Regions from separate parts of the Homo sapiens genome. Here region 1 is linked to region 2. Evidence: read pairs that join two places in POLR2A ChIA-PET (ENCODE). Cell type or tissue: PC-9. All regions are shown on one strand. Each heading gives the region's core, and the rest is flanking DNA. Links, peaks and the distances in the headings are about the cores only. Region 1 overlaps S100PBP (S100P binding protein). Region 2 holds the start of NHSL3 (NHS like 3).

What was found. ChIA-PET counts read pairs that join two places held together with the same protein. Peaks named below come from ENCODE experiments on the same cell type or tissue, not always from the same donor. Only the 100,000 strongest peaks of a DNase experiment are listed, where the experiment ranks them.
Region 1: POLR2A ChIA-PET joins it to region 2 with 7 read pairs; 6 of 35 experiments call an interaction of 5 or more read pairs at or near these places.

Annotation. Positions count from the first base shown.
Region 1 is chr1:32,822,863-32,827,251 of GRCh38, reverse strand. It overlaps S100PBP (S100P binding protein), which reads right to left. Exons shown (of 7, transcript NM_022753.4): 2 at 1,823-1,939; 3 at 322-1,154. The coding sequence starts at 1,152. Among named protein-coding and RNA genes, the nearest start is that of S100PBP, 7.4 kb to the right of the region's middle. In PC-9, for the core only: no CTCF peak of the experiment used is centred there; no DNase peak of the experiment used is centred there.
Region 2 is chr1:32,740,578-32,744,966 of GRCh38, reverse strand. NHSL3 (NHS like 3) reads right to left here and starts at 3,137. Exons shown (of 7, transcript NM_020888.3): 1 at 2,778-3,137. The coding sequence starts at 3,012. In PC-9, for the core only: a CTCF peak has its summit at 3,417 (motif pointing right); DNase peaks (open chromatin) are centred at 1,076, 1,846 and 2,236; H3K4me3 peaks cover 3,466 bases; H3K27ac peaks cover 3,354 bases.

The DNA of each region.
Region 1 (4,389 bases), core at 225-4,224, 82 kb before region 2:
GTGCCAGGTGATATAAATACATTATTTCATTAATCCTTATTATACTATGAAGTATTATTTACTCCAATTTAGATAAGAAATGTGGGGAAACATAGAGGCTAAATAATTAGCCCAGGGTCACAGTGCTAGTCAGGATTCAAACCCCAATTTGTCTGAATACAAAGCTCTGCCAGATTATAACAAATGTACCACTGTGGTGTAGGATGCCCACAGCAGGGGAAGTTGTGTATGTGTGGAGATAGCAGGTATATGGAAACTCTGCTATACATCTGAATAAAAATAATTTCATTTTTCTCTTCACCTTGAATAAAATATACTTACTTTGTTTGATGAGGTGGAAACAACCAGAGATCTCATTTCACAACTTGACTTGTGTGAACCACCATTTCTGCAGGATAACTCCATATTAGGAGTCTCTGAATGGTCTGAGATCCGAGAGAATACAGACGTAGGGTTCTCACTGTCAGGCATATTTTTATCAGAGACAGTCTGTTGAAAGTTATTGTTTGAAGAAGAGAGCTGGGGCCCATTCCAGGCAGAGTTATTGGGGCTGATCCCTTCAGATTCAGTACAAAGTTTGCTTTCATTTGGGCTAAGACCATCTTCTCTCATCTCTTCTCCAAGGGAAGAGAGTTTTTCAGTATCTTTGGACGAATCAGTCTCGTCCTTATCAAGCAGAGCATCACAAACTGTTGGATTAAATGGTGCAACAGTTACTTTTATAAGATTCTTTTCTAGTACAGAGCGTCTGTTTAATGGTTTAGTATGAGCTGGTCCATGACCACTTGATGTACTTAGCTGAGGTAGTTTGAAGAGGTCAGGAGTCTCAGCTACTGGTCCCAGGCTGTACGATGAATTTTTCTCTCGGGGAGTATCAAGTAGAATTTGACTCCCTCTTTCTCCCTTCTCAACATGCCCACCATCATCTTCCCCAGAAGACTGCTCATATGATGGGTCATCTTCCTTCAACAGTGCATCAATCTCTTCCTCTGTGTAATTTACATCACCATCATCTTCTTCTCCCTCTGACAGCTCCAGCAAGGAGTCATCCAATCCATCCTCATCCAAGGAATCCCAAGAAAATGGGGCACCGTCTTTAGGCAAGAGAGAGGTACCAGAAGACTGTTCAGAGGGCACCCGTGAGCACATCATTTCTGGAGAAATAAGAGACAATTTCACTGAGGAAGAGAAAATAACCTTATACCAACTCCAGTCCACTATATGTGGGTAATGTTCTAGTATTTCAAAATCTTTGCACTGTGACTTGTAGCATAAGAAATAATTTTAAGATATTTAACCTTACCAGAAACATGGAAATACACGTTAGAACAATGAGATACTTTTGCCTATCAAAATGGTGATAATTAAGATGCCATGATAATCTGGATTGGTGAGGATGTGGAGAAACGAGCATTCACACACTATCAGTAAAAGCGTTAAGTCAGTACGATATTTTGTGAAGAGTAATTTGACTACACCATTTGACCCAGCAATTTCACTTCTAGAACTTCATATATATATACATGGATGTTCAAAGTAGCCAAATCCTGGAGGCAACCTAAATGTCTATTACCAAGAGAACTGTTCAGTAAATCATGGTATGTTTGTGCTATGGAGTACTTTTCAATTATTTAAAAACACAATGAAGTAGATCTGTATGTACTATCATGGAATGATATCTACAACATACAAACAAAACAAATGTATATTATGTAAAATGTCTGAATATTCAGTTTACACTTTAACACAAAACAAAAATGTATTACTTTTGAAATAAAACAAAATTCGAGAACACAAGAAGGTAAATAACTGTCTTCCATACTGTGTGGAGCTGCTGGAGCAATCTCTGCCTTTGCCACGAGACCAAATGGAAAAAGGTTTCAGTTCCTGCTAGCTGTTCCTTTCAGGAGACTTGTCAAAATGATTGACTCCCACCTTCCTGCAGGCAAAAAGAAAATTAGAGGATCTTCTCATCACTTTCAACTCTGCTAATTACAAAGTCAACTGTATTATGCTTTAAGGTGCTCGATGTATTAATTTTAATCTTGATTTTTTTTGTAATACCAGAAAGTTGGATTTTCTGAGTCAAGCACACCAAAGAAATCTTCAAAGAAAAAAAAATTATGCAACTAAGCAAACTAGTTTTGTTCCTCCCAACAATTTGTACTTTCTTAAGACTATCATCTACTTTAGTAGGATGAATACTGGCATGGGAGTCCAAAGACCTGGGGTGTAGTCCTGGTTGTATCACTAGCCAGCTCCAATAACTTGGGTATGCCACTTGACCATTTAGACTTGTTTCCTCATTTACAAAATGGGAAAGGGATGGAAAAGGGGTGCTAGGCAATGTCTAAGGTTCCACCAAAAATCTAAAAATTAATCATGATCACACACACACAAATCTTTATATATATATATATATATGTATAGAAAAAATGCAAAAAAAAAAAAAAGGTCATTAGAGATACAAACACAAGCCTGGGCACAACGTGAAATGCTGTCTCTACAAAAAAACAGAAAAATCAGCGGCGCATGGTGGCACACGCCTATAGTTCCAGCTACTCATGGGGCTGAGGTGAGAGGATCACTTGAGGATGGGAGGTCAAGGCTGCAGAGAGCAGTCATCATATCGCTGCACTCCAGCCAGGGTGACAGAGCAAGACCCTGTCTCAAAAGAAAAAAAAAAAAGATACAAACAAAAATTGATGACTATTATAACTCGCAGGGACCATAAAGGTAGGTCAAGGTTGGACTTTGTATCATTTTACTTTTCTACTTGAATATTTAGTTAGTTGTATAATTAAAACCTAGTTTTTAAACAGCTAATGACAGACCTAATCTATAATTATTTTCCAGATGGGAAAGGTGATAAAATGCTAGTATTTCACATATCTGAGAAGTATAAGAAATGCTTAAATACTGAACTCAAAAATTTGGAAAAGTACTTGTAGCCTTGTTAACTATAAAATTTCCCCTACTCCATGACCCTCCATACCACACCCTGAGCTTTAACTTTAGTTCATGCATTCCTTTTTTTTTTTTTTTTGAGACGGAGTCTCACTCTGTTGCCCAGGCTAGAGTGCAGTGGCACGATCTTGCGATCTTGGCTCACTGCAAGCTCCGCCTCCCAGGTTCACGCCATTCTCCTGCCTCAGCCTCCCGAGTAGCTGGGACTACAGGTGACCGCCACCACGCCCGGCTAATTTGTTGTATTTTTAGTAGAGATGGGGTTTCACTGTGTTAGCCAGGATGGTCTCCATCTCCTGACCTTGTGATCCGCCTGCCTCGGCCTCCCAAAGTGCTGGGATTATAGGCGTGAGCCACTGCACCCAGCCTAGTTCATGCATTCTTTTAGAAGATATTTTTTGAGCTACAATCATCACACACCACAAGCTGCATATGTCTCTTTATGATTTCCAACAAATCAAGGTATAGCTCCTGCCCTCATAATGTATAATACGTAATGTATAATCTTAATGTATAATCTTGCTAGAGAAACAACACTGAAAATTAAACACCAACATGAGATAATATAAAATGGTATGGACAATAAAGTACTAGAGAAAGAGAAGCAAAGGGAGGGATTATAGAGTTCTAGAATTAGAAGGGACCTAGTTAAACTTACTCATATTAGAAATGAAATGGGAGAAAAAGAAATACTAAATACCTATTATAAACCAGGTGCTCTGAGACACATTTTACGACTCTAACTTAGCCTCTCAACACAATTCTGTAAAATTAATCTTATCAAAGAAATCATTTTGTTGTATTTAAACCTAGAGCTGCTAAAACTTATTTTATTTTACCAATACTATATTCCAGCAATTGTTGAGAGTTCTAGGTGTTGAAGCAGCTGCCTCTATGAAAAGTAATTTCTCTGCATTAGTGACTGAGTTATTCATTTCTTTAGGAAGCAGTTAGAAAAAAAAGTTTAGTATGGAAAACATTCTTTGACTTAAGAAAATTTATGGTTGTCAGACAGGTTATCACAGGCACTGGGGTTAAGCAGCTACATTTCTTAGATGCCCTTTCTGGGCCATTGCCCCCCATTCTAACTCCTTACAAAAGGTCTAGTTCAAGCCCTTGGTTGGCCAAATGGAGAGTTCAATAGATTTTTCCCTCTTGGGAAACTAAAGTTCAGAAGCATGAAGTAACTTAACTGAGTATACATAGCTAATAATGTTAGAACAAGGATCGAAACCCAGGTCTAATTCCAAATGCAATGTTTTTCCCACTACATCTGTGACAGACTTGCACAGGATTGGTCAGCAAATGGCAGAGCTAGAATCCAAACTCAGGCCTTCTAAATTCAGTACAATCTATAACAAACTGTGCAAGAGTAAAGACCAAAGAGGGCTTTTGGTCTCTTGGAAAAAATATTTTAAGCCA
Region 2 (4,389 bases), core at 203-4,202:
TTTAGTAGAGACGGGGTTTCACCGTGTTGCCCAGGCTGGTCTCGAACTCCTGAGCTCAGGCAATCTGCCCGCCTCGGTCTCCCAAAATACTAGGATTACAGGCATGAGCCACCACGCCCAGCCTTTAATATAATTTTCATATGCTCTCTTGTGAGAATCTTGGTGAGACAGAAAGGTCACAGCCCATCAAGGCAATGTCCAGCCAGAGGATTCCCCCTTTCTTCCCCACAAGACAGTGGTGGAATCAGGGAGCCCACTGAGAAGTTGCTCATCCTACATCATGGGGCTTGCTAGTAGCTGGGCCAGGATTTAAACTCTCATTGGCCTGATTCTGATACTCTCCCCACTCTATCAAGTTCCCTCACTTCTCTCTCTGGGCCATTTCCCATCTGTAAAGTGAGTTGAACAAGAAGATCTTCAAGCCTTACCTGCTGCTCTATGTCCTTGGGAGAGTCATGAAAACAGTCCCGATTTTTGAGGCAGGTGATTTGAGTTTAAATCCGTTTGGTCAAATCAGTCACTCACTGTCCCTGAGCCTCAATTTTTTCATCTGCAAGTAAGATCTTGACATATTCAGACTAATCAATAAATGTCAGACTTCCTCTCTTCTTCTAAGTTTGTGCAGGGTAGTGAGGTCAGCAAGGGAATCATGGAAGACTGGTGCTCAAAACTCCATGACAAGCTCAGTTTTTCCATCTTAAAGTAGGAGAGTCAGATTAGAGGAATCAAGACCTGCCTCTCATAGGTCTTTGAGCCAGAGATTGGAATGGAGGAGATAATGACTTCCCCAGCAAAGATCCCTGACCTCCCAGGAATCTCCTGTGTATCCCTCCTCCCCACCTCTCCCAATCTCCATTCTGAACATTCTCCCTGAAAGAGTTAAGCCTTCTGCAGGCTTCCCGTTCCTGGCCAGCGTTGCCAGTGGAGATTAGTGGGATCAGATTTATTTCTCTTAATAAACAGAAAAGAAGTTGGGCCAGGCAGGTGACAAGGAAACAGTTGCAATAATAGGAGGCTGGAGTAAAAGGGAACAGGACTTCCTCCAGTCATACCCAGGGCCACCTCCAGACCTGGAGAAACAACAGCCAGGGGCAAGGAGGTGTTACCCATGCACGTGGGCTCAAATCAGGCCGACATGCTGCCCAGAAAGCCCAGAGCCACCTGATACCAAACACAAGGCAAGAGGGAGGCCTGGCCACTGACCCAATGAACCCAAACCCAGGCTGTTGGAGCAGTGACCTACAGGCTCAGCTTTTCCAGCCCCCTGCCTTCCAGGCTGGTCTCCCAGAGGAAAAAGGTCCATTGCCCTGGAGTATACACTGCTAGTCCACTAGCCTTCTGCCTGCCAATCCTGACAGTCTGACCACAATACATCCTGCTGCAATGCCCTCTTGAATGAGACGGGGATGACTTCAGACTGAATCCCAGTGGGGCAGCCCTGGGACAGACTCCATGTCCTGTTAGGACTGCAGAGGCTTTGGAAACACCCCTCACCCAAATCCAGTCCTCCCTCAGGGTTTGGCCCAGTCACCCCAGCCCCAGCACCCTCACTTCTATGTGTGGCTGTGCCGCAGGGAAGCAGGGCCCTTATCCAAAAGGAAGATCAAGCCGGATACAATCACACATGAGGCTTTCCACCCTCTTCCTGACCCCTAAAGTGTTCCTTCTAACTCTCCCAGAAGAGGTGGTTAAAGGACACTGGGAGGGTAAACACAGGCAGAATGGGATGGGCCCGCACACCCAGCCATTTCCTCACCTCCAGCACTGCAGCAGCAGTCTAGGAAAGGTGGACTTCCCAGGACAGCAAGCCCCAAGGGAGCTCCACCCTCTTGCAAAGACTCAAGCCCTCCCCATCAAAAGGAAGACAGAAACTGGAAAATGAGGGAAGGCCCAAGAAAGGAACTGAAAATGACCCCAGCAGGGATGGGCCAGGTCGGCTTCCCCGCCTTTCAGGCTGCCCGTCCAGGCCAGAGGAGGAGCCCAGGGACTCAAATTCAGAAAGACTGAGAATTAGCTGTTGAATTTTAAGTACCCACCCCAGCCCAGGTACAGCCTCTCCACTGAGCTTGGGCCTCAGTTTCCCCCATCTGTAAGCACACTTCCGACACTGGCATGTTTCTCCAGGGCTGGAAGAAGGAGTGATAGGGAGGGGCGGGTTGGTTCACCTTGGTGAGCTCACTACCCCAGGAGGTGATGTTTGTGGCCTGGCCCAGGTGAGCGTTGAGGGAGGCCAGGTGGGAAAAGCCAGCACTGTTAAGAAGCTAAGGCAGGGCACACTGTGCTCCATGTGAGGTCCTTTGTGGGGCTGGAAATCCAGATCCAGCTGGAGCTGAAACTCTTTGTGAGTGCGGTTGACCTTCCAGACCCAGAGGGTCCCCACCAGAGACCCAAGGCCACCTGTCTCTCCCATTGGCCACAGGCCAGCGTTAAGTCTCTGACCCCCTGACTCAGCAGAGGGCAGAACCTCGGTGAGCCTGGGGGAGGGGGAATCGCCTCACCGCCCTGGAGTCGGGCTACCAGCACTTCCTGCTCTGCCAGGGGATCCCTGCCCCAGCCGGGGGTCCCCTCCCCTCACAGCGGGGCAGGACTGGGTCTGGAAACTGCGGAAGGCAGCGCAGGGTGGAAGTGTTCGGACTCAGCCCTGGCCTCTTCGCTTTCCAGCACCAGCTCCTGGGGGTCACCCCCCTCCAACACGCCGCGCGCGGACCCCCGGCAGAGCCCCCTCGGCCGCACCCTCGACGCCCCCCCGCGCTCAGCCCAGGTGCCGACCGCCTTACCTCGGCCTTTGCCCTTGGCCCTCTTGGCCTTGTCCTCCGCCTTCTTGGCCCGGGGGGCGGCCGGTTCGGCGCCCTCGGCCCCCGCCGCCTTCTTCTTGCGCCGCTTGCCCCGCAGCCAGCTGAAGGCGCGGCGGAGGCCGGACGCGCCGGAGCGGGACTTCTTCCTGCGCGGGGGGCCGCCCGGGTTCCCCGGCTCCTCGGCCGCAGGTGCGGCGGGGGGCGCGCGGGCCGCCATGGCAGGCGGGGGCGGAGCGGGCGGCGGGTCAGGCCCCCTGCGGCGCGGTGCCCATGCCGGGGGCGGCCGCCGGGGACGCGCGCCCGGAGAAAAGTTTGGGCGGCGGAGGCCGAGCGGGCGCGGAGAGCGGACGGCGGGAGCGGCGCGGGAGGGGCCGGCCGAGCGGCGGGCGGGGCGCAGGCCGGCGGGGAGGGAAGGAGCGGGGCGGGAGCGGCCGCAGGGCGGGAGCGCCGCTGCCTGCGGCCCCTCCCCGCCTCCCCCGGTCCCGGCGGAGGGCGAGGTCCAGTCCCGAGAGGAGGGGGTCCCGGGAGCCCGGGGTCGTGCCCCCCGCTGGGGCCCGAGAGGGCGGGTCGTGGGGCCGCCCGGGAGGGGGCGGCACTGAGGTTCCGTCCCGCAGGGGGCACCGCGGGAGATCTGTTCGGAAGAGGGTGGTATGGGGTGGGGACGGAAAGGGGAAGGGCGCAGGAAAGGAGGAGCGAGAGGCTGGGGTTGGACCCCAGGAGACTTGGTATCCCAAGTTTGGGCTGGGAATAGACAGGGGATTCTGGAATATTTTTTCCTGGAATAAGGGAATTTGGAGAATTCCTTCCAAGCCCCGACAGTGTTGGGGCGCTTGCGCCAGGAATAGAGGCTTCAGACACGTCCAAGACCTGTGACCCGCAGTGGGCATTTCCCTCCCATCTGCTGACTGGGGTCGCCTCCTCGCTCTTTACCACACCTTCCAGGCTCCAACCATCTTCGGTGTGCAGCGGGGGCCCAGGTCCACTGTGTTCCTGCCTCACCCTTTGGTGGCAAGATGAGGATAGCCCTTCCTCCGTTTACCCTTGGACTAGGATTTGAGGCCCCAGGGCACTCCTGCCTGGACCAGGAGTTCCCACTGAGATGCTCAACACTAATTAGGGTTGAACTCTGGGCAGGTGAGAGGTGTGACTGGGAGGCTGGTAGGAAAGGAAACATTAAGAATCCTGAAATTGCTGTACTCATTGCCTACAGGCCTCTGGGTCTATTACAGCTGACCAAGCCCTTTTATATCATCTGATCCCACGACAACGGAAATGGAGGCCAGAAGGGGACAGAGGTGGTCAGCGGGAGAGGAGCCAAGATGGTCATCTGGGTTTTGTCTCAGGCTGGTCCAAGGCTTCAAACCCTAAGGACTAGAAATTGCGCTGGGGACCAGCTGTGGGTTCAGCACCCTTGAACCTCCTCCGTCAGTCCCCAGAAGGGCCTTGTGATGTCCATACCAGTGGGGTGGCCAGAATCACCCAATCTGACTCTGGTCACACGGCTTTCTCTTGGTCCTGGTCTCCACGAGGGCAGGGGCCCATTTGTCTGGGCCACCCAGCCCAGTCAGCCCCGGCGCACTGTAGATAGCACTCA